Regions from separate parts of the Mus musculus genome. Here region 2 is linked to region 1. A link is a loop called in an ENCODE intact Hi-C map of the cell type or tissue named here. Cell type or tissue: heart. All regions are shown on one strand. Links, peaks and the distances in the headings refer to the core of each region. The heading gives the core; the rest is flanking DNA. Region 1 has its middle 25 kb from the start of Rufy1. Region 2 has its middle 14 kb from the start of Adamts2.

Region 1 (12,552 bases), core at 6,613-9,112:
CCCTGGGCCTCATGTATGCTAGGCAAGCACTCTACCTGCTGAGTCATAGCCCCCCATTATTTTATATATTAACATATTTATATTTTGCCACATCCCATATTGAGGTTATTTTGATTCTTACTTTTATTCCATATACTCACCTGTGGTAATTTATTTCCAAAGCATTTAAAAAGATATGAACGAGTCCCACACCTTTGTTGGTTATTTTAGGGAGAATGGCGATGAGGTTAGGATCATAGACCCCCTGGGCCAGAGGGATCAGTTAGATGTATTTCACTGGCACTGTCTGACTCTGAGAAGGTGGCTCCATCTCTCTGGGCGTCTGTGGAACTCACAGCCCTGTGAGCATTGAATGAAACCACGGAGTTAAATCTTGGAGAACAGATGTTCAGAGAACTGCTTTCTGTTATAAGCCACGTTGGCCATGTGCAGAAATCCCCTTTCTCTCCTTAGGATCAATACGCAGGAGTGAAATTGCTGGGTCAGTGGGTGCCAACATTTTGAAGACTATTTTGACAGCTATCTCTGCACTGTTGCCCTAGCAGCATGCTAGAGCATTGGAGTCACTGAGCTGTGCTTAGAAAGGGGTGGCTCTTCCAGGAGTAGCCACCTGAGGAAGAGAAGCCTTTTAACGGTAAAGCCCCGGAGTTACTCCTCAGGTACCACAGAGGTCCCTGAATGTTTTGGCCTCCAAGTATCAGTTAGCTAATGCCACAATCATGTTGTATAACAAGCCATCCCCAAATCACAGCAGCACCCAACGCTAATCATTTGAATCTTAGGCAGAGTTTGCAGGTGGTTGCTATGGCAGCCGGACAGCTCCTCTCTACATGTCTATCATCCCCGTCCTTGGATTAGTAAGGGCGTGCACACCGGTGGATTATGTCAGGGGCCTCAAGGGAGCACATCTGCCACACAAACATATCTTAAGCTTTTGCCGGCATCACGTCTGCTGATACCCCATTGGCCAAGCCCAAGGTCAAGGGTTGGAAATGGCTCTCTCCCTGTACTGAGGCTATGGATGGAGTGTGGGCACAGGTGAAGATCTGGGGCTAAAATGTTGACCTACTACACCCTGTATCCTGCAGTCCTCGGTTACAAGAAAGTTTTTTTTATTGGTCTTGAAAGGACAAAGGAGATGTTTCTGTTTGCTTATGGTGACAGACAGATGGTACCTGCGTTGGTTAGTTTTCAGTGCTGTGATCCAAATAGCTGACGATTTAATAGAGGGAAGATTCTTTTTGAATAACAGTTAAGAGGCATTTCAGTTCATCCCAGTGGGGAAGTCTCAGTGTAGTGACATAGTCCCTGGTGGCGGGAGGTGGTGGCCACAGCTGGTTCTAGCTTGTTCACATGGCACCAACCAGAAGTCGGAGATGGCTGGCCAGAACCAGGCTCAGGTGTAATATTCAGAGTCCTCCTCTCCACAGCAGTCACATGGTGGGAACTGACTGTTTAAAACATGAGCTTGTGGAAGACATTGCAGATTCCAAATGTAGCAGTACCCAGTTTATGAGAACATGACTTAAAGATTTTTAAAATTCTTGATGATAGAAGTATTCAGAAGGAACCATACTTTGAGTTTTCAATTTGGATCTTTTCCCGTTATGATGCTGTCTTGGGGTGCTGGGTAGTGACCCCACAGCCATGAGGTAAATACCTGGTGTTTTCTGTTATACTATGGTACTGTCTATATTGTGCTTGGTAGGCTAGGAAAATTCTTTTTTTTTTTTTTTGATATGTGGTCTTATTATGTAACCGGAGCCAACCCCAAGCTCACCATTCTCCTAGTGTAGGCTCCAAAGCACTGGGACTGCAGGCAAGAGCCGTAGTACCTAGCTTTGCATTTTGGGCTTAAGTTTCAATTTATGATGTAGAAGCACCCATCAGGAATGTTGCTTAGCTTATCTGAGTGACCTAGAATTCTAAGAGAATTTGTCTGTACTAGGGGTGATGCTCAGTAGAGAGCTGAGAGCCTAGTGTGTGTGGCTCCATTAGTTTGAGCTACACACACACACACACACACACATCGAGGGAGATAGAGATGAAAGGGGGAGAGAGATATGGATGGAAGGAGAGAGAGAGGAGAGAGAGAGAGAGAGAGAGTGTTTTGGTCATATAGTATAACTATCTCAATTTAGGCACTTCTTAGCTAGCATGATTTTTATATATTCTATTATAAAGACAAGGTCTCACTCTGCAGTCCATGCTGGTCTTAAACTCATGACCCCCTCCTCAGTTTGCTGACAGATGGGATGACAAGCACCTGCCACCATGCTCATGAGTTTTCCTCTTTGATTTTTTTTTCTTTCTTATGGTGATAGGGACCGATCCCATGACCTGACACACTAGGTAAGTTCTCGGCTGTGGAGCAACACCCCCAGTTCTTGTATTACTAGCTTAAAGGGAGCTGAAAAGTTATGTAATTATTTAAATACATTTCTTAGGTGATTTCCATTGCTTTTTTTAAACACCTGCCCCTGAGTGAATACAAATATATGAAATTGACAAAAATTTTCATTTGTTCAAAAGAGCAAAACCAGCTTATTGATTCAATGATTTAGAGAACTTTTAATTTATACTTCTTTTAGAAGTCTCATAGCTTTTAAATATTTTCTCACTCTCTCTTTTTTTTTATTTATTTATTCTATGTATGTGAGTACACTGTAGCTGTTTTCAGACACACACCAGAAGAGAGCATCAGATCTATTAAAGATGGTTGTGAGCCACCATGTGGTTGCTGGGAATTGAACTCAGGGCCTCTGGAAGAGCAGTCACTGCTCTTAACCAATGAGCCATCTCTCCCAATATTTTCTCTTTAAAATTGTAAAAGTATATGTGTGTGTGTGTGTGTGTGTGTGTGTGTGTGTGTGTGTGTGTGTGTGAGACACACATGTGTATCCATTTATGTGAATGCAGTGTCTGCAGAGGCCAGAAGAGGGTGCTAGGTTCCCTGGAGCTGGAATTATAGGTGGTTGTAAACCCCCTGATGTGGGTGCTCAGAATGAATTCAAACCTTCTGCAAGAACAGAAAATGTCCTTATACACTGAGCCATCTCTCCAGCCTGTGTGGCAGGGCTAAATGAATAGTTCCTAAGTCCTGCTCTTGCATGTGCAGAGGGATGCCTGTAGACAGGGATGCATGTGCACAGGGGTGCATCCTAAGTGCTGGGCTTATTGGTATACACCACCACATCTGCCTGAAATTTAGTATTTTTAAAAAGATTTATTTTTATTTATGTGTATCTATGTGTTTGCGAATACAGGAGGCCAGAAGAGGGCATTAGATCCCCTGGAACTAGAGCTACGGGTAGTTGTGAGCTGTCCAATGTGACTGTAAGAATCCAACTTGAGTTTCTATTTTCTATTTTTCTTGGGTTTTTGGGAGGTGGCATGGTCCCATACATGCTTGGAAATGTTTTATCTAACATTTACCCTTGAGTGGTAGTTTGGTTGGTTATTGAAATCTAAATTAAAAATAATCTTTAGAATGGAGGGATGCCTCAGTGCTTAAAGTACTCGCAGCTCTTGTGGAAGGCCTGGGTTCTGTTCCCAGCACCCACAAGCTCGTCCAGTATCATCTGTAGCTCCAGATCAGAGGGTCTAATGCTGTCTACCCATCTTCATGGATGGCAGGCACACACGTGGGTCACATATTTCACTCATGAAGTAAAAATAAGGAACTCTTTAGATTGTTCCACGATCTTCTAGCACACAGCTTTGATGGTATATCTAATGCTAACATATTTTTCATGCTATTATGATTAATTTAATCTCTCTCTTTAAAAGTTATCAAGATTTCCCTTCTATTTGTTTTTTTTTTATATTGTAAATATTTACTTTAATGTGCCTACGTTTTGAAAGTTCTCTGACTTTTCATTTGACCCAATTGACATTAAATGGACCTGATTAATTTGATGAGCAATGTCCTTTCTATGCCTGGAATGCTTACCACCATCAACTCTTTTGTCATTTCTTCATTTCCCGCCTGTGTGTTCTCTTCTTCGGGAAACCCTTGTCATACTGACGTTGGAATGTCTGGATCTGTCCTCCGCGTCTGGTGAGTTTTAGTCCAGAGTGTTTACTTCTCACATTTAGCTTCATCTTCTACGACACCACCATCCCTCAGTTATGTGTAGCTTACTATCTTTCTTCTATTGGCTTAAAGAAAATATATTTATTGTATTTTTAATGTGTGTACACCTATAAGCACAGATGCCCATAAAGGCCATAAGGGGGTGTTGCATCCTCTGGAGCTGGAGTTACAGGTGATTGTGACCAGCCCTATGTGGGTGCTGGAAACGCGTTCCTAACTGCTGCCATGCCTTTCCAGCTCCCATCTATTGCATTTAAAGAACTAATTTTCAGTTTCTACTATTTATAACCTATTTTGAGATTAAATCTTACCATGTAACCCAGGCTGGCCTCAGATGCATCGTCCTGCCTCATCCTCCTGAGTGCCTCCAGGTTCGCACCACCACACTTGGCTCTAGTTATAATTTTTTTTTTTTAAAACGAATGAACTATTTTCTACCATACTGCAGAAGATGGAAATTATATCATAATTTCTTTATTTTCTTCTATTCATTTCCTTTGGTTGTAATTCTTTGGTGGCATATTTAATTTTTTTTTATTGTGGTGATTTACTTTTTAAGTGCTTGTAGATTCCTGGCCATCTGCCCATCTTTTTGTCTGAGAATTCCCAGGAACCTGATTCTGTTCTTTGAGGATAGTGGGGTGGGCCAGGTTCTGCTCCTTCAGAGTAGAGGAGCTCCTGGTCCTTCCGGTGCACGGAGCCTCAGTTGCCACTGAGGGCATGGCTTGTCAACCCTAGCTTTAGACTGATGGCAAATGCTGTGGTCAGTGATGGTGGCCTTTCTTGCCCTCCCATTCCAGCACGGGCCTGCCTTTCCTCTCTCTCCCTTTCTTCTTCACGCTTCTTTTAATCAGAGAAGGTTCTCCTGCCATTTGTGGGAATCTGGCTAGGAGGAAGGTCAAATGGGGGTGCCTCGCCCTCCATCTGGCTCCAATCTGCATTTTTAGCAAAACAACTAAGTTGGGAAGTTTGAAACTAACAACATTAGGGCTGAGAGATTTCTTAATGTGAATATATTTCAGTAGAGTTAATGAAAACTTGGAGTGCTTACAAAGTTGGGTATATTACATGTGTGACAAATTATATATAAACCAGATTTCATTTCCTGTTTTTTTTTTTTTTTTTATCAGCAAAGGAAAAATGGCAAGAAAAAACTGAATCTCCTATAATACAGCTACACATGTTAGGGGGTAATATTTATTTAAACACTTTTGACATTTGCTGTTAAAATAAATAAAACTTCACTAAAAAAGTGCCCCCCAAAGTATGAAGTTCCAGACAGAGATGAACCCCTGATTTAGATATGGTACAGGCTCTGTCTCCGGGGGCTCACCAGGCTCAGGCTGCTGCTGTTAGCAACCGTCATCTCTCCCACTGTCTTACTCTCATCTCTATGGTGACTCTTGTTAAATAAAGTGAACAGCCCCTGTCATGCGCTCTGGCGCCTAATTTGGCATCTTTAGCTGTGCCTGTCAGTCTCCACAAAACACCACGTGTCTAGTCAGTCAATATTTGGTGAATATCTATTGTGCAGTTATCTATTGTTCAGTCGAGTGACCCAAAGGTGAGTGATACAGGATGCTGTCCCTTCAGGAAGTTTCCTAGGGGGAAAAGAGAACATAGCTTCTGTAGAACATATCTACCAAGTCCCAACTTTGTATGTCTTTAGGAAGGTGACTGAGTTAAAAAATGTTTTACACGTGTGTAACTAAAATGCTTTTAAAAAAAACTTTGTCTAGCTTCCCAGTGGAAGTCGAACATTATATGATTCAGCAATCAAAATAGTATAGGAGAAAGGCACTCTTAGCAATTCTCTCCCAACTCTGTTTTCTTGCGGTGCCTTGCACATACTGGGCAATAGTGAGTTACAACCCTGACCCTCTAGATAACAGTCTTTATTAGATTCTTGGTTATATTTCTAGTTTGTCTTTATTTTTAAAATTAATTAACTAAAATAAATTTTTTTTTGAGAAACGCTCTCCTGTAGTCCAGGCTGGCCTTGAACTTGCTCTGTAACTGGGCATGACCTTGAGCTTCTTCTGATCCTCCTGCCTCCGCCTCCTGAGTGCTGGGATTCCAGGCATGTGTTTTTGGGCTTTGTTTTATGCAGTGCTGAGGATCGGAACCCAGAGTTTTGTGCGTGTAACTTAACTCTACCAACTGAGCTAGCCCTAGCCCATCGAGTGTTTCTTCATGCACTTGCATATGAATGTGTTTCGGCATACCTGCCTTAAAAAGGTGGCGTGCCATACCTTTACCAATGTATGCTGGAGCTCACTAGCTGACTGGCAGATCTGAATACCTCACTATTGTGGATGGTTACACTATGGTTAGCAAGTAGTGGGGGTTTCAAATGTCTGCCATTCCAGCAAATGGCCCAGAGAATAAACTTGCGTATCTGCCATTTGTCTGTGTGGATTTGTCTTTATAGATTTGATTTCAGTAGTGGGACTGCTGCATCTCAGGGCGTTTGCATCCCTTATCTTGCAGACTTTGCTGGCTGTCCCTCTGTTGGGGTTTATATCATCCCATCTTCTCCCATCAATGACTGAGAGTCTCTTTGGCAAGAATATTTCTAATTCTTCCTTGTTTTCTAGCTATCAAGTCCTACGCCCTCACACCTTTCCCTTGCGACATGGGGTTTGCTTCAGGGTATTATCAAAGCTTCTATTTACGCAAGTCACACTGAGATGTCCTGTTAGACTTGATTTATGGTATTTTGAATGAGGAAGCTTTATTTAATGTTGTTTTTTGAGACAGGATCTCATGTTGCTGAGGCTGGCCTCCAACTCACTATATGGCAGAAGCTGGCCTCTAGCTCCTACTCCTTCTGTCTCTGTCTCCCGAGTGTCTGGCTGGAATGAAGAATCTTGAAGGGAGCCCAGACTGTTTAAAGAATGATGGACAGGCAAGCCGGTGGGGATTCAGGTTCAAGCTGTTGGTGATTGGGAGGGTTCAGGATCAGGGACAGATTGTGAAGAACTTGGGCTGTCATTCACCGAGTGTATTTCGTGTCTGAGTGTGCACGCAGATGTGCTGTGAGAAAAGGTCTCACTATGCAGCCTCCGACTATCCCAGAACCATGAAGACCAGGTTTCACTTGTTCTCATATACAAGTGAGTTTCCGGGTGCTGGGATTTGAGGTGCTGCTGTGCTTTGTCTCCCACCGCCTGGGTCCCCATTGAGGAGGAAGAGGAGGAGGAGGAGGAGGAGGAGGAGGAGGAGGAGCAAGAGGAGGAGCAGGAGCAAGAGGAGGAAGAGGAGGAGGGAGATAGTTACCAGGAGGATTTCATTCCTGGAACCTGTGCAGGGCATGGAAGAGAGGACCGATATTCTAACTTTTAATTCTTAACTTCCTGCTGGGTGCTGTGGAGAGATCGCTATTTGGCCTATTTAGCAATCGTGTTTTCCATGAAGGGGCGGGGTGTGTGGTGGGGGTGAAACTTCGCAATTCAGTTTCCAGGCTGGAAAGGTTGGGAGGCCACTTTCCCACTTTGTCCCTTCGGAGCAGTCCTTATCATTGTTATTCAAATGCGTCGTAACTGAGACAGATTACAGGGCTGCTGGTGCCTCAGAGCCTCCCAAGCAAGAGATCTGACTTTCCACTTTCCAAGGGGAGGAAGTCATTAGTGGGGCTGTCTTGTCCAAGACGCCAGGAGGAGGAGGAGGTGTCAGCCTGGAGCAGAGAAGGCTTAGCTAGTTTAGTTTTTTGTTTTGTCTTTTCTACCCACCCTGTGGCCTTGCCAAACCCGGTTGTCTGGCTTCTGGAGGGTGTGAGCGGCAGGAGATGCTATGTGCGGTTTCCATGGCAGTAGGCCGCTGGGGACATGTGGGGATGCACAGCCAGGTGGCTGGCGCAGGCTCACCTGCTCGGCTCCTGGCAGCCGCGGTAACGAGGAGGCCTAGGCTCCCCTTTCCGCTTTTCTTTAGTTCCTGGAGCTCTGGTTACTGTCTTTATGAGTCTGAGCTCTGTGTGAGAGAACTTTAAAAAGTTCCATGTGACTTTATCTGGGGAGCGGACCGAATGGCAGCGATTCAGAAGGCAAGGATGGAAAAGTACCAGAGGCAAGGCTGGCGTAAAAGGCAGAGGTGCCTACAAAAAGGAGGCGTTCCACAGTCAGGCTCCCCAGCACAGAGAGGCTCGCCCCCACCCCGCGTCCCCAGGGTTCTCTTCGCAGTGCCCTTGACACTAGCAGGCGCAATTCAAGGGCTGGCCATCAGCGTTTGAGTCAATGTTTGATCTCTTTATTTAAGGAACTCACGAAGATGTTGACGACTCCCTGAAGTCCAACAATATCAGTTTAATCACTGCCCAATATTTTTTTTTTTTTTTTTTTTTTTTTTTTTTTTAGTGAGGACTCTTTTTATTCAAGGATCACTAGGAATTCGGGGGGTGGGGTGGTGGTGGTGGTGGTGGCGAGGGAGTTCAGATTTCAAACAGATAAAGATGTAAAAGTTAGGTCCAAGTCTACAGTGTGCTTTTCTAGCAAGTTCTTGCTGTTTGCAGGCAGCAAGCAGGCTTGTGTCTGCTCTTTGTAATCCGGTGGTACCGGAACATCTTGTATGGGCCTGGGCCCTCAGGGTCGGTTCTGGCAGACAGCAGGCTTTCTCTATCTACAGTGGTAATGCTTGGGAAAAAAATCCCATGACCAAGATTGATGGAAAGGCTTGGGGTCAGGGACTTGGACTGTGGATCAGAAAATGAAGATGCACGGCGTGGACCCCGACCAACACGGCCGCGAAGGCAGGGGTGGATGGGACATCTAGAATGTGGGGCCAGAACAGAACTGCCCGAAATCTTGAAGAAGTAGTCCCAAAGCCATGTTTTTCTTGGACACAGAAAGAATCAACAGAGTAGAACATGTTTTAGTCTCAAAGTGTACGACCACACACTGTTAGATCCCAGCCCCTCTTGCTGTCCTAGACTCTCCCAGAAATCAGGCCACACCTCCTTGCAGTTTCTTAACTATGATGCTCCAGCTTCTGACCAGAAGCCTCTCCCTCTTTCTCTCTTCAAGGCTACCTCCTGTTGCCTCTGGTATGTTGCTATATTTCTTAATGCTCTTCCATCCAACTGCCGATCAGCACCCTGACTCTGGCTCATTCTAAAGGGTAATTTCATATCCTTTCCATGACACCAATAAGCTGGCTGAAGGTTCTTTTTGTTTTACCTAGATAGAAGTTGGTAGGCAAGAAACTCTATAAAAGCTGGTTTGGGGATAAAGGGTGTATAGCTCATTTGGTAGGGGGCTTTCCTACCGCATGGGTCCTAAGTTTAATCCCAGGGTCTCATAAATCCACAGGGATGGTGCATACTTATAACCCAATACTTGGGAAGGAAAAGCAGGAGGATCAGAAGTTCAAGGTTATCTTCAGTTTGAGGCCAAAACAAAGGAAGGAACAAACAAAGCTAGCCTCTAGCAGCTTTCTTGTTCTTTAGTGTTTGAAGCGAAGTACAGTGGTGGGAAGGCAAAAGCAGTTGACAAGTAGCCCTTCTACAGTCTTCCTGCAGGGCTTGATATCTAAACCTTGGTCCTTGACAGCCACCAGTATCTCATCTCTTAGCCTGGGACCAATCAGGCCCTTGCTCCTTAGTATTAGTGACAGTGGCCTTTCCACCACAGAAGTGGCTCCCTGGCCAAGGTGGACATGATTCACCCAGGCTCGTGACTGAAGAAGTCTGGTACAAGCTGCTTGACAGCATTTTGACTGAGTTGTGTTTTCACGGGCCACACAGTCAGTGCAGTCTCATTATGGTTGCCTCAGGGTATCTGGTTTGTTCCAGATGGTCAGGCTGGCATGGGGTAGTTGTTTGACCCATGGTACTTTTCTCTAGGCAGCTCAGCAGCAAGGGAGAGTCCCACAGCTGCTAATTAGAGTTGGATTGCCTAATCCCAAACATATTTGTCTGTTTATAGGAAAACCAGTATCAGAAAGAACACTTATAATAAAGTTGAAGAACTTACCAATGCCAACAGTGATTTCGACAGATTTTAAATAATATGTGACATCCACCTAAGGTCATGGAGAGGTGCATCTCCCTCAGTTGTTCTGCTATGGGTTACAGGGAACCAACAACCAGGGAAGGGGTAGTGAAACCCTGGTCCTGGGGTTAGAGGTTGCAATAGGAGGGTCAGGATCTGAGAGGGTGAGGATGGGGGGGGGGGCCGCAGACTGCTCACAGGAGAGATTCCAAACAGGGAAGATGGAGAGAGAGAAGGTATTTTTCTGAGAGCTGCTTTGGCTGTTGGATGGATGGGGGTGGGCAAGGCTGTCTTGGAGACAAGGAATTCAGAGAGATGGCAACAGGGGAAGCTGGAGAGAGAACAAGTAAGGGCTTGGAGGGAATAAGTGTTAGACTATATAGATTATATATGTATATATATATTTAATGTCTCTATTGGGAGATATATAATACATATATGTTACATATATTATATATATATATACACCCATGAGTGGGCAGAGGAAGAGACAGAGACAGAGAGAGATGGAGACAGAGAGACAGAGAGACACAAAGAGAGAGACAGAGAATAGCAGAGAGACAGAGAGAGATTTATAGAGAACATAAGGAGTGATTGTAAGGTACTTTATACATGGCTCCTTGGGCATGTCTCAGCCCTCAGGCAGGCCATCTGGTAGGGGAGGCTGAATTCTCAGGCAGGAGCCAACACCACAATTCACAGACAAAAATCTCTCCTTAATTAGGGGACCCTTAGATTATCTATCTATCTATCTATCTATCTATCTATCTATCTATCTATCTACCTATCTATCTATCTATCTATGAGACAGGGTCTCACTGTCTCACTAACAGGGTCTAGCCTTGGCTGGGCTAGAACTTGCTATATAGACCAGGCTGACTTGGAACTGCCTCTGCCCTCGAAGCACTGGGACTGAAGGTGTGCACCACCACCACGCTCTGTGCCACGAAGCTGATTATATCTGTAGCTATGCAAATTAGTTATTTTTTCTCTATGGAAGGGATTCTAGGTGCCCTGTTGGAGGCAGACCCTGGATTTTTCAAAGATGTCTACATCCTAGTCCCTGTAACCTTCCGCCCTGCAGGCCAAAGAGGCTTCTGTGTGATGCGCTGATGCTAATGATCTGGACAGGGGAAGTTTTCCTAGATCATCAGAGGAAGGCCCCGTGACGTCACAAAAGGTCTTACCAGGGGGAGACATGGCAACGGAAGCAGACGGTGGAATGATGCAGGGTCAGGGGTCCAGAAATAAAGGCAGCTGCTAGGTATAAAGAAAACAAGACCCCCACCATCACCCTGACCCAGGAATGCGCTCCAGGACAGGTGGGCACCACTACAATAAGCAAATATGTGATGGCGAGGTGAGAAAGATAAAGAGATAGAAAAACAGAGCCATGCGAGTACCACAGAGAGAGGCAGAACTGGAGCTGCGATGGTGGTGACAAGGGACAGAGGGCTGAGGGGGGACATACTGTCATTGCTCAGTAGAGTCAGTAGGATGAAACACAGCAGCCTGGAGTTTATCCAGACACAGACTCAGCTCCAGAACCTGCTGCTGGGCCTCGGGGTCTCTCTGGCCCTGGGCAAGGATGGAAGCCGGAGAAAAAGAAAGGTTCACTTGCTGGATTGGACCATAGTGGTCCCCGAGGCCACTGGAGGCCATATTGGTGACTGCGACCCATGTGGTTGCCCCAGGAAGAGATGAAGCCTGAGATCCACGAGGACTTAAGCAATCTGTGCTGCTGCCTCACGCCTTGGTGATATCCTCAGGCTTTGCTGCCTTAAGGGCATTTAAGGGCCATGCCGTATAACCAGCATGTAGAGCCACCTGAGGCCGTGTGGCCTGTGGCCTGTGAAGATGATGAGGGCCATGAGTGGCTTGATACTGCCAAGGGTTATGTTGATATCTGCAGCCCTTGTTACCACGGAAGCCCATGTTAATGGGCTGCCCCTCCCCCAAGCCATGTTAATGTACTTAAGGGAGGGAAGGCAGGCCCCACCCTGTGCAGGAGAGCTGGCCCCACCCCTTTCCATCAGCCTGCAGGGCTCTCTCCTCAGTTGAAGGTTTCTGGCCCGGATGCAAGCAGAGAGACTTATGGAGGCGGGGAGAGTGGCTACTAGGAATTTGACCATGCGCCAGCGAATATATGGACCACACAAAATGGACTTATTTTTTCCCTTCTTTTTTTTTTTTTGGTGGGGGAGGTCATGGAAGAAGGGGATGGTCATGGAAAGATCAGGGAGTGATGGCAATTGGGGTGCATGATGTGAAATTCCCAAATACTCAATTAAAAGATACTATTAAAATAATAAAAAAAGAAAAGAAAACAGATTTTCTCCCAAGAACTTCAGAACAGAGGCAGCCCTGCCAAGCAATTTTAAACATCTGACCTCCAAAACTGCAAGATTTGTTGGGTTTAAGAAAAACCAAAGGGGGCGGGGCTGGAGCGATGGCTCTGCCGTTAAGAGCACT
Region 2 (12,552 bases), core at 4,859-7,358, 130 kb after region 1:
TGTTCTCTCCTTGTCTCTTACCTTTCTCTCCTTCTCCCCTTTCCTTCTCCCCTATCTCCACATGCCCATGGCTGCCCTGCTGCTCTCTACTTCTCTTCTCTTCTCTTCTCTTCTCTTCTCTTCTCTTCTCTTCTCTTCTCTTCTCTTCTCTTCTCTTCTCTTCTCTTCTCTTCTCTTCTCTTCTCTCTCTCTCTCTCTCTCTCTCTCTGCCTTTCTACAATAAACACCTTCAAGCCATGGACCATCTTTGCTCATCAAGGTCTGCTGTGTTAGAGCAGTGGAGCAGGTCTCCCTCTAATGAGCCGAGTGTCTAACCTCCCACCAGGAGGCCTTTCTGCACTTCAGCCATGGCCTAGCTAGCAGCCTGAGCTAGCTAGACTCTCTTGTCCCTGCAGTAACCTGCTAAGCTCTCCCCAACCCTTTCCCCTTTGGCCCCCAGGCCAGAGTTCGTTCAAGGGCTCATTCTCAGCTCTTCTGAGACATATAGTGGTTTGGGATGTCTGAAAGTGAGAACCAGTCATCCCAGGCCACTGTGAGGCCCAGGGATCCCAAAACCGGCTCTCCTGCAGTACCCAGCAGTCTGTGATACTCGAGAGTCTGCGCCTTCTCCACCTCCCAGCAGGATTGTGTGGCCTGTGAGGCCTGACACCGTTCCATGGGGTCCCGTGGCAGTCTACCTGAGCTCTGGCGGGATGCAGGTCTTCTCTTTATTTCTCCATGCGAGACGCCCCACAGTCCTTCATTTATGTGCCCTCAGAACTCACAGTCTCAGGAGGACCTGCCCTGACCCCAGCCCCCACTGGGTGCTGTGCAGGGGCCTGTAGCACACACACCTAGCCCTCAGCCTTTTATCTTATAGTGAGGGAGATAAAAATTAAGATTGACCACACTCTCATATAGAATTTCATAAATCAAGGTTGGCAGAGACATTCCAAGATGGCAAGTGTCTTTCATACAAGGTGGGTGGAAGGGGTGGCCAGTGCCTTTCCACACAGTCTGCCAATATTAACTCAACTCATAAGATTTGCTAGCTTTAACCCAGTTAGAGTTTAATTACTGTGAAGAGACACCATAACCAAGGTAACTCTTATAAAGGCAAACATTTAATTAGGACTGGCTTACAGTTCAGAGGTTCAGTCTATTATCATCATGGTGGAGAGCAAGGCAGCATGTAGGCAGACATTGCGCTGGAAGAGCTGAGAGTTTTCCATCTTGATCCACAGGCAGTCAGGAGGAGACTGTATTCAGCACTGGACAGAACCTGAGCATAGGAGACCTCAAAGCCCACTTACCACAGGCACCACACCTACACTCTTCACTCCAACACACCTCCTCCAACAAGGCCACACCTCCTTCAATAAGGCCACAAGTCTCCCAATAAGATCACACCTCTTAATAGTGCCACAACCATTCAAACACATGGATCTGCGGGGGCCAAATCACCACACTCAGCAATCCCACAATGGGAATTTTATTCTATATATAAATGAACCAGTATTTAGTCAATCAAGGGTATTTATTATATGATTGTGAGTGTGCATGCTTCACACACACACACACACACACACACACACACACACACACACCTGCAAACAAACTAAAAATGTCAGCATATATAGGAGTGGCTCAACAAATTGTGGGCATGGTTTTGAGCTATCATGAGGAGTTAGTAGGTATCTCTCTGGCCACACCCCAGGACACAGCCATGATGTGTTACCAAGTGAGAACTGCTCCTGGTGTTAGGCATGGTATGATTCTATTCTTTAACCAGTAAATCCCCAAAGACTCACATAGCCATGAAGGTGAGCTATGCCTCACTTGTGGTCACCAGGAGGTTAAGATGAGAGTATGGATGGACAAGAGGGGCTGATAGCCTTGGAGGTTGGGGTTCTGAGGGTGGAATCTAAAAGGTGGGTACAGGCACTGTGGCTGGGGCCCAAGCTCCTAGGCATGCAGCATCTAGATGACTTGAACTCCACAGGTCGTGCTCCCCCTACCCCCTAGAGTGGAGGGGTGGCTCTGGAACAAAGCTGGGCTGGTTGCTGGCAGCTCATAGGAGGGAGGCTGCAGAGGCTTCAAGACTTGGGAAGCGTCTCAGCCCTGACTGTCAGCTCCTGTCTGATCTAGGCAGCCTATCTCCATTTATCTGTTGAACTGGTGACCATCAAGATTTCCGTGCTGTGGTTGGCTAGGACTCCTGCAAAAGGATTCGTGTGCTGAGCTCTTGGTTCCCCTTGTGGAGTACTGAGATATGGTGGAACCCTTAGGAACTGGGCCCCACAGTAGGTAAGTAGGGAGTAGATCATAGGAGAAAGAAGTGCCTGTCTGGTGGAGGGAGTTGAATCTCAAAGGAATAGATGAATTCTCTCAAGAGTGGGCAGCTGTTGGGTATCTTACAGAGCAGGCTGCTTAGACACGAGTTTAAGTCTTTATTAGTCAGCCTGAGATTACACTGGATGTTCAGGATCTCAGGGTAGTTCAGAGCCTTTATCTGGGTGAGCTTTTAAGGCACAGAAACCATGTTCTGGCTTGACATACTTCAGTTAGTGAGAACAATTATCCAGCAGCAGAACTACAGAACCCAAAAGACAAGGTTAGCACATTTAGAGACTTTCCCAGATCTGTATGGACTTTGATGGATCAAGCCTTTGTTTTAGTTTTGGCAGGTGGTACTGTCTACAAGCTGAGTTTTATGGCTTGACTGATATTTCCATCATGGAGTCAGTTGTGCTAAGGTCTGGGGCCTGTTACACTACCTACTTCTCCTCTCCCTTTTCTACCATGTTGGGATGTAGCCAAACAGCTGGACTGTCACCAGACACCAGTGTTGTGTGACTGCCCCAGTCCAGGAGGAAAGACTTTTAAAGAGAGATGATGACATAATCGAACTGGGGTCCTTATAAAAAGCAATTGACACTCAGCCCCCTCACCCTGGTCACTCAGGGGAGAAGCCTGTGAGTCAGAAACCAATCGTTGCACCATGCCCCCTAGCTTCCCATCTCAATTCCTGGTTTTTAGGCCACTGACACTATAGAATTTTGTTATGGCAGTTGGAGTAGGCTAGCAGAGCCATTATGCAGGTCAATCCAGGCTATAAGGACGAACTTGTCACTTAATACAACTCCCAATCATCCCTTGCCTATGAGTTATGGACTTTGGGTAACACAAGGATGATGTCACCATCAAAGCCTCAGTAAACCTGAGGCTATAAGATAGGCACAGAGGTGGCACTTGTCTCCATCTGGGTCTGCCAGATGCCTAGGACTCTAACTCTCGAGGAAAGCAATCTATTTCCCCTTAGAGCCGGAGGTTGTGAGAGCAGGAGGCTCTCTTGGCACCATGAGAACACATTGAATCTGTGAATGGGGTAGTCCACAGGAAGCAAAGTAGAGAATAGAAAGATAGAACCTAGATCCTGAGGATAGCACTTCGGATGTCCAAGGCCAAACAATTCCTGGATTTTTAGTTTAGTGAGATAGGTTGATTTTCCCTTTGTCCCAGTTAGGGTTTTACTGCTGTGAAGAGACACCATGACCAAAGCAAGTCTTATAAAGGTCAACATTTAATTGGGGGCTGGCTTGCAGGATCAGAGGTTCAGTCCATTATCATCAAGGTGGGAGCGTGGCAGCATCCAGGCAGGCATGGTTCAGGAGGAGCTGAGAGTTCTACATCTTTATCTTAAGGCTGCCAGGAGAAGACTGGCTTCCAGGCAGCTAGGATGAGGGATTAAAACCCCACACCCACAGTGATACATCTACTCCAACAAAGCCACACATACTCCAACAAGGGCATACCTTCTAATAGTGCCACTCCCTGGGCCAAGCATATTCAAACCATCACACACCTCAGGTCAGTTTCTGTTATCTATTAAATGACCCTGACTGAAACACTAGAGACTTCTGGGATGTTATGGTGGGTCTTCCCCACTGTCTCAAGACAGTCTGACAGCTCTTCACTGATGAAGAGGCTCACTCCTAATTACCCCAGATAGCATCCTTCCAGCTCCTGGAGCTCAAACATAGGCTTGCAGGTACGAATTCTATCCAGCCTTGGGCGCTCTACTGGAGGACAGCCTGTCCCCCAGGAAGACAAGCCGAGCACACAGTCTCTATGGCCCAACTTTAATTTAACAGACAATTGAAAAAGTCAGAACCAGCGTCTGGGGCCTTTACGATGTCTGTCTGTCTTCCTGGTTTAATTTCACGGGGATCCTCTTATGGCTTTTGAGAAAATGTTCCTTTTTAAAGAGCTTGGTTTCATCAAAGCAAGGCTTTCCTGTCAGAGGGATGGCACGACTTACAAAAGACGTTTGCATGGGGGGAAAAGCAGTGGCTGGCTGGACCTCAATTGCAGGCTCAGAGAAGATAGCAGTGAGCACCTGCCCTTGGGCAAGCTCTCCTGGTTTCCCTGAGGCCAGATAGCTCAAATCCGACTGACATCCTCACCTCCCACCTCAGCCTCTTTCTGGATTTGAGCTGGTTCTTAGTAGGCAAGAGCAAGCCCAGTGTGGGGAATTTGGCTCTCCGTACTCTGGAGTGGCTTTGGCCACTTTTGCTAGGGAAGGTTCAGCTGCCAACATGTGTAAATACCTCACCGAGAGGAAGCCTCTTTGAAGATCCAATTCTGTAGAGGTTGTCCTGTGTCATCTAGGTGAGCTCTAAAGTGCAATTGTAAGAGTCTTTGTAAGAGAGGGATGTGATTTAACACACACACATGTGCCGAAGAGGGGGCAGCCATCAGAGAGATGAGGCCAGAAGCCAAGGAATTTGAGCATGGAGCCAGATGTTCTGCTGCACGCCTGTAATCCCAGGGCTGTGGAGCTAGAGGCAAGAGGGTCAGGAGTTCAAGTCCAGCTGCAACAATACGACAAGTTCGAGATGCTGTTTAAAATAAAAACCAATCCAACCCCCCTTCTTCCAAAATGCATGCTCCTACTGGGCTTGGCTGTGTGGCTTGCCTGCCAGGAGAATGCGAACTGAAGTAAGAAGGCTTCTAATTTGAGTCAGGAACAAAAAGCTCTGTGCTTTATGTTCACCCTTCTAGAAACTTCGGAGTTGCCCCGTGCCATAAGCCTCCCCGTGGGAGCTGCTGCCCCTACAGGCTGGTTGGAAAAATGCATCTACTCCACAGAGGTGGGGCTACGAGGCCAAGCTTGCATTCCAGCTGAGTGGGCTGCCAGGTTCTGGTTTAATTTTGGGTGGTTTGTTCTGCCGTTTTGATGTGGGCACTGTTGCTGACAGCAGTACCTAGAACCCAAGCCCACAGTCTGTGGCGCTGTCTTTAGAGGCAGTCACTGTTGCCGGTGGCCAGGAAACGGGTGGCCTGTGTTACAGAGAGTAAAACAGTTGCTGAAGCCCTGGCTTCCAGCTACTTCTGTCAAGTGTGCTTGGCCTTGGCTGAGTGAACCCAAGGATAGCAAGAACTGTCTTGGGCTGCCTGTGTGGGAGATGGAGCTCAGAAGAGGAATTAGCCTGGGAATGACCATCAGCTACTTCTGAAAAGAATGCAGAGGAAGGGCTGGGGAGATGGTGCCCCAGAGGATGCAGTGCTTGGGACCTGAGTGAATTCCCAACAGTCACATAAAAGCCGGCGGTGGTGGCACGTGTCTGTAATCCCAGCACTGGGGAGGCAGAGATGGGAGAAGTCTGGGTCTTGCTGGCCAGCTCACCTAGGCCTATTGGAGAGCTTCAGGTTCCATGAGAGAACCTGCCTTAAAAGTTAGGGTGGAGAGTGTCTGAGGAGAACAGCTGACACTCTCTAGCCTCTATCCCTCCCTGTGCACACATGTACACTCATATGTACATGTGAACATTCTAACACACTTATGTACACAAAGTTAAAAATCGCCCCCTGTGGCAGCTGCAGGCATTGCAGCCGCCATGATTTGTGTGTGATGGGTCCTCCTCAGGCTGCTGGTTTGCTTATTGTTCCCAGGGAAGTAGTGCTGTTTGGGGGGGACTGGAACCGTTGGGTAGTTGAGCTGAGCTGTACACTTTTTAAAAAAGGAATGAGAGGAAACAGAGATTGGAAATTCAGAGAATAGCAGGGTTGGAAAACTGTTTTAGCCTGCACACTCAAAAGATTCTCATGTGTACATAGATACAGCCTGGGAGAAAAGTCAAATCAAGACTCAGTAGGAAGAATCAAATGGTGGTTGAAGTGTGGCCCCATAACAGCCTGGTACCTGTCATGGAGCATAAAGAAAGGCTTGGCTAGAGATGCATTGACATGTGGCTGTTAGCACGTGAGATCAAATACCCAGGAAACCCACCATTTTTGAGAGAGCTATATTGACAAGTTCCCTCCCACCACTGAAAACACACACACACACACACACACACACACACACACACACCCTAAAATAAAGCAAAACCAAAACAAACAAAAACCAGACTGAGCTAAAGAGAGTAAGACAGGGTGTGAAGTGGTGTCTCGGGGGGTTAATAGCATTTGTTGATCTTTCAGAAGACCAGGGTGCAGTTCCAGGACACAGGGTGTTCCACAAGGGTCTGTAACTCCACTTCCAAGGGATGTGATGCCCTCTTCCGGACTCCACAGGCATTGCACGCACAGTGCACATACGTGTATGCAGACAGACACTCATATAAGCAAGTCTTTCATTTTACGGAGGGAGTAAGACCACTGACAATGGAAAAGAATGTGTGGGGAACCACTGACTTTTCAAGGTGAGACAAAGAGGGAGTAAGATGGGAGCCAAGGGTTGTATGGCAGCATGAGGTAGTCAAAGACCACGTCTGTCAGCTCAGCTCAACTACCTAAATGGTTCCAGTCTCTCCCAAACAGCATCACTTGCCTGGGAACAATAATGCAAACCACCGGCCTGCCAGGCAGTGATGGCCCACGCCTTTAATCCCAGCACTTGGGAGGCAGAGGCAGGCGGATTTCTGAGTTCGAGGCCAGCCTAGCCTGGTCTACAAAGTGAGTTCCAGGACAGCCAGGAATATACAGAGAAACCATGTCTGGAAAAACCAAACCAAACCAAACCAAACCAAACCAAACCAAACCAAACCAAACCAAACCAAACCAAACCAAACCAAACCAAACAAACCACCGGCCTGTGGAAGACAGGTCACACACAAATCACGGCGGCTGCAATGCCTTTAGCTGCCACAAGGGGCGTACATCCCGGCGTCGTTCTCAGAACTGACCCAAGGAATGAAGGGGAAAAAAGGGGGACCCTCTAGAGCAGTGGTTCTCAGCCTGTGTCACGACCCTTTGAGGGGCAAATCTTGCATATCGGATGTTTTACGTTGTCATTCCAAACAGTAGCAAAATTGCAGTTGTGAAGTAGCAAGAATGACGACTCACTGTTTATTTCCCACACGCTTTAAAAAGCACCACAGTTTTCTCCTCATCTTTCTAGAAGCTTCTCCTCGTGCCTCTGTGTGAGTGTGTCCCACAGAACGCATGTGGACGCTTGGGGACAGCTTCAGCGTTGATCCTCCTCTTCCACCTTGCTTGAGACAGGGTCTCTGGTTGTTCACCATCGCACACACCAGGCCAGTGAGCAAGCTTCTGGACATTCCACTGTCTCCACTACCCATCTCTTCATAGGTGTGGGGGGGGGCGGGGGGGCTGCAGATGTGGCCTATAGTCTCCAGCTTTGGGTGGGTTCTGGGACTCTGACCTAGGGTTCTTACAGTTGGGTGACAAATGCTTTACCCACTGATGTGCCTTTCAGACCTTTTAGAAGCTGCTGACCTCTTCCAAGGGTTCCATGTGGGCTGATATTCAGCAGAGTTGCTCCCTTGGCCCTGCCTCCCAGCCTGCAGAGGCAGGAGCCCAAGAATGACTTAACCATGAGGTTCTTGGGGAGGGGCAATTGTGGAACAGTGTCTTGTGCTAATAGTTAGCTGATCAGTGTGGACAGGACAGAGGTAGAGAGAGGGACAGGCTGGCCTCAGCCCCCAGTGTCAGCCAGCTGCCACACTAGATTAAAAATCCTGTGTGCACAGTACATATTTCCTTTAAACCAAAGGGGGCCAAGACTCTAGAGATATGGTGTTTATATGCATGTATCTACTTCAAGTTGAAAAGGTTGCTCTACCCAGTAGGATGAGTAGGGTGCTGCCTGCAAGCTTCTAGCTGTGGTATGAGAGATGAGTCTTACAGGCCTGGTGGGTGCCATCCCAGAAGACTCCGTTTTCAGAAGAGCATGACACATTGTCCTGTCGCGTCCAACAGAGATCCTCAACAGGAGGATGTGTTGGGACCTTGTAGATGGTCCGATGGGTCACTTGTCACCTTGTTACTACCCCAGAGTGGGACATCTTGGTTTATATTGCTAAGATGTACCCAGCATTGGAACATCTCTCTTCTAGAAGTACCAATCAAAAAATTTACAAGATAAAAATAAATTCAGACCAAAATAATGGCAAGCGGATACACATAGAATCTCTGTAACAAAAAAAAAAAAAAATCATGAAGTCTGGGCTGGAGCAGCTCAGTAGGAAGAGTGCTTGCCTAAAGTGCCCAGAGTCCTGGGTTCCATACCCAGCACTTCATAAACCACAGGTCTGCAATCCTAGCACCCAAGCGGTGGAAGGAGATCAGAAGATCAAGGCCCTGCTAGACCCTTTGTGAACGTGGGGCACCATTCTGTTGTCATGACTTTGGAGGCTGGAGAATTCCAACAACAGAGGGGATAAAGGAGGAGAAGTTTGAGGTCATCCATGACTACAGAGTGAGTTCAAGGCCAGCTTAGGCTACACGAGACCTAATCTCAAAGGGGGGAAAGATGGAGTTTTAAGGGGTTCGAAAAGAAAAAAAAAGGAAGACAAAATGAAAATATTTTTATAAAAGAGGAAGATCGAACACCACCAAATCCGAGACTGGCTCTACCGAACCGACATCTCGTTTAAGGTTTAATTGAGTCCAAGTTCGTTCCGTCTCCCAGGCGTCTCGAAGGTGACATTCTAAATGTTTACACTTGTTTCATCTGTCTTTTCGCCGAGTCCCGTTCCCCGCCTCCTCTCTCCACTTCACACTTGCCCTCGCCTTGCTCACATATGCTCGTCTTTATATTTACACACATATATATCATCTTTATATATGGCTCGCAGAGTCTGCCAGACGAAGAAATGAAATAGTCCTGAAAACAGCTGGAAAATTATGCAACCGTGAGGCGCCTGGGCCCGTGTACACCCTGTACTGCAGGGCTGCACAACATTCGGAGATTGTTACAAGTGAGGCTGGGAGCTGCTTTCTCTCTCTCTCTCTTGAACAACAGCTTGCCTGGTGGGGTAGGCCTCCTGCAGAAGGCATTTTCTCTGGGAACCTTAATTTCCCCTGCTGGAGGAGAAAGGAAGAGTGGCTGTTAGTGGAAGAAACTGATGGGAGGGAGGCCAACACCAGGGGCCAGTGGGGTCCAGGTCCAAGGCACGGGAAATCTGAGACCTGGGATACGCAAGACCCTCTCAAAGTGGGAAAGAGATGAAAATTTAAGGGTCACTAAGAAAAGAAAAAGAGAGAAACCTTGTGTAAAAGAGGAGTACCAACCACCGTGGGGTCCAGTTTCAGCCAAAGCTTGGGCTAGAAAGGTCAAGGTTAGGGATATAGCAGATTAAACTGTGGGGTCCAGGAGATGAAAGACTGGAGTCACTTGAGGCTGATGCTGGGGGCCTGGTGAGGCCAATCTTTGGTGTTGAGTAAGATCAAAGATCTGGGTCCTATTTGGGCCTAAACCCTAAGTCGAGGGTTCTCTTAGGTACAGTCTGGGCATCAGTGGACCTAAGTTCTGAGGCCCAGGAGGCCAAGCTATGGGGTCTTGCAAGACTAAAATATAGTGTCCAGTTTAGACACAGGCTGAAGGCTGAGGTGCAGTGGTGTCAAGGTCAGGATCAAGGTCAGAGGTCCAGCCAGGCCCCAGCTGGGGACCCAGTGAAGCTGAGATTCACTCCACAGCAAGTTCAAGTTGCTGTTTGTCTGAGACCAAGACCCCAGTTCAGCTCCCAGGCCTGAGCTCCCGAGCCTGGTGCTGAGGCTGCAGGTCCTGTGAGTCCGGGGCTCACCAAGGGTGAGAGTGAGGGCCGGCTCTCAACAGTGATGGCTTGTTTGAGAGCCGCCATGTTCTGCAATTCTCACAGAAAACTACTGTTCCACTCTCAGGGAGGACTCAGGTGAGCAGGGCCTTGGTTGTTCAGACCAAGCTGGGTCGTTCCTGTGGTTGTCTGGCCCTGGGACTTTGCCCTTCCTCAATGGCACATTCCACTGCTCACGGGTCCAGCGACTAAAGGAAACAATGAGATTTGTTAATCAGGCTTAAAATCTCCACTGCTGGGGCTGGGGTGGTTCATCTATCACACAAGCATGAGTGCCTGAGTTCAATTCCAAGCACCAACAAAAGAAATTATGTGTGGTGACGATCACCTTTAGTCTCAGAGCTGGGGAGGCAGAGACAGGCGACTCCCTGGCCAACCATTCTACAAAATCAGCAAGAGACCGTGTCTCAAAAACTAAGGTGCAGAGAGATTGTGGACACCTGAAGTCAACCTTTGATGGCCACACATCTACACATACATGCATGCACATGTTGGAATACACACACACACACACACACACACACACACACACAGATATTATGGCCTCAGTGAGATGTCCTGTGGAATAGGATATGGCGTGGGCTGGAGGGAGTTCTCCCTCAGAGGGTCTGCAGAGCAGGATGGAGCGGGAAGTGTCTCAGGGAGGAAACTGGCCCACAGCACAGCCATGCAGAAGGATGCATAGGAGAAGCGGCTGCCCATCCCTGGCACAAGGCTCTCTTAGGACAGAAGCCTGGGCTTGCTAGGGGTAGGAAATGATGTGATCATGAGCTCCGGTGGGGGGCGCCGAACAGGCCAGTAGCCCCCCACCCTCTATATCTGCAGCTCCCATCCATGGCTGTGAGACACAGGGCAGGTGAGGACAAAGCAGAGCTGGGCTGGCCACTGTCTGAAGCCAGAGACAGCTTGCAGCACAGACCCTGCCGAGGGTTGCTAAGGAGTCTGGAGGCTCAGCTGAGAACTGGAGGCTGCCCTGCTGCCTGGCCCTTCGGAAAGGAGATGGGAAATCGCCATGGGGGAACAGCGGCTGCCTGAAAGTCATTCGATTTCCTCTTTCTCATTTTCAGAAATGCAATTAGGGAGGCCGGAGCACCATGTGGGCTCTGCAGTGCATGGCTGCCTCGCCGGAGCTGGGGGCGTTCTTGGGCTGCAGGCTGGTGTGCATCTGGAGGCACACTTGTGTTTGCATCATCACACAGGTGTGGACTGGTCTCTGTGCACCTGAGTGCACGTATGTCCACTCTGAAGCCTTACCCCAGGTCACCTGGGCAGATCGCCTGTCAATTGTCTTTCTGTTTTTCATTGATATCCCCTCGCACACCCTGAAATGGACAGTTGTCCTGGGAAACCCCAAATCTTCCGTCCCCTGTCCCCTCCCATCCCTCCCTCCCCCACCGCTCCTGCTTCTGTGCTCAAGTTTGGAAGGGCCTGGAGGCAGTTTCTTTCTGAGCCACTGTCAAACTCTAACCAGAAACAGGATCTTGTAGGCATTTTAGAAAGTTCTGGTAACCTGATGCTACAGTGGAGGCCTTCGTGTGGCATAGTTCAGGTGTCAAGGGTTGGGATGAGGCAAAGGCTACAGAGGGGGCCAGGTCCCAGCCCCTGCCCACCAAATGGTGGAAGACAGAAGAAGACCTGGTGAGCAGAAGTCGTCAGTAGTAGAGCCAGTCTAGACTAGCAGCTAGATGGCCCTTCCCATCCCCCTCCTCTTCTCTCTTCCCTCCTCCCTCCCTTCTCTCCTCTTTCCCTCCCCACCCCAGGCAGAACCACACATTTTCACAGAAACTCTTCTGATTTTTAAAAAAAATGTTGGCATATAATTCAAGATAAAAGAAAAACAGGAAAATAAAACCCTCCATGGGTCCCCAGAGGGGAGCCCCAACTCACCAGTTAGCATCATTGTGTTTTAAGCAACTGAAATGACTACTCCTATCTCAGATTTACCAGAAGAAAGCTCCAGTTCTCTGGGAGTAGTGTCTGGGCAGCATCATGCTATGGTGAGCACTAGAGATGGACCTCTATACTCTTGAGGACCACCATGCCGGGGTTTCATCTTCTTTGTCGGGAAGTGGTTAGGCCAGGTTTCATCTTGGGGGATGCCAAGAGGATGAGGGCAAGGTGGGGCAGGGAAGATCTTTCGCCCAAGCTCGTTGCTAACTGGTAAGCAGAGCTGACTTCCGGTGCTCTTCCGACTGTGCTTATTCCATCGGGAAGAGGAAACCAGAAGCCAGCCTGACGGTTCCTGTAAACAGAGGAAAGTGCTCATGGGGTAGGGGCATGCATCTCTTTTGAAAAAGGCACTGGGAAGCCCCCTTCCAGTATCTCAGTGAACAATTTGAGATGGGCTCAGTCTCACCTTATTCCCTGGCTTTAAACAAAATGCTAATACTGAAGACTGGTGAAGCCACACCCTGCCCCGCTCTGCCTCTGACCCCTGAGCTCCCTCTGTTCCTCACCTCATCCTCCTGCTTTTTGCCTCCATGTTTTGGGT

What was found. Hi-C counts contacts between places; a loop is a spot of excess contacts. Peaks named below come from ENCODE experiments on the same cell type or tissue, not always from the same donor. Only the 100,000 strongest peaks of a DNase experiment are listed, where the experiment ranks them.
Region 2: a loop joins it to region 1, with 2.5 times the contacts of the local background. A loop is called at or near these places in 8 of 42 quality-filtered maps.

What each region holds. Positions count from the first base shown.
Region 1 is chr11:50,449,630-50,462,181 of GRCm38, forward strand. No RefSeq gene overlaps it. Among named protein-coding and RNA genes, the nearest start is that of Rufy1, 25 kb to the left of the region's middle. In heart, for the core only: no CTCF peak of the experiment used is centred there; DNase peaks (open chromatin) are centred at 7,732 and 8,162; H3K4me3 peaks cover 1,137 bases; H3K27ac peaks cover 829 bases; H3K27me3 peaks cover 179 bases.
Region 2 is chr11:50,582,130-50,594,681 of GRCm38, forward strand. No RefSeq gene overlaps it. Among named protein-coding and RNA genes, the nearest start is that of Adamts2, 14 kb to the right of the region's middle. In heart, for the core only: CTCF peaks have their summits at 5,104, 5,865 and 7,142; DNase peaks (open chromatin) are centred at 5,122 and 5,857.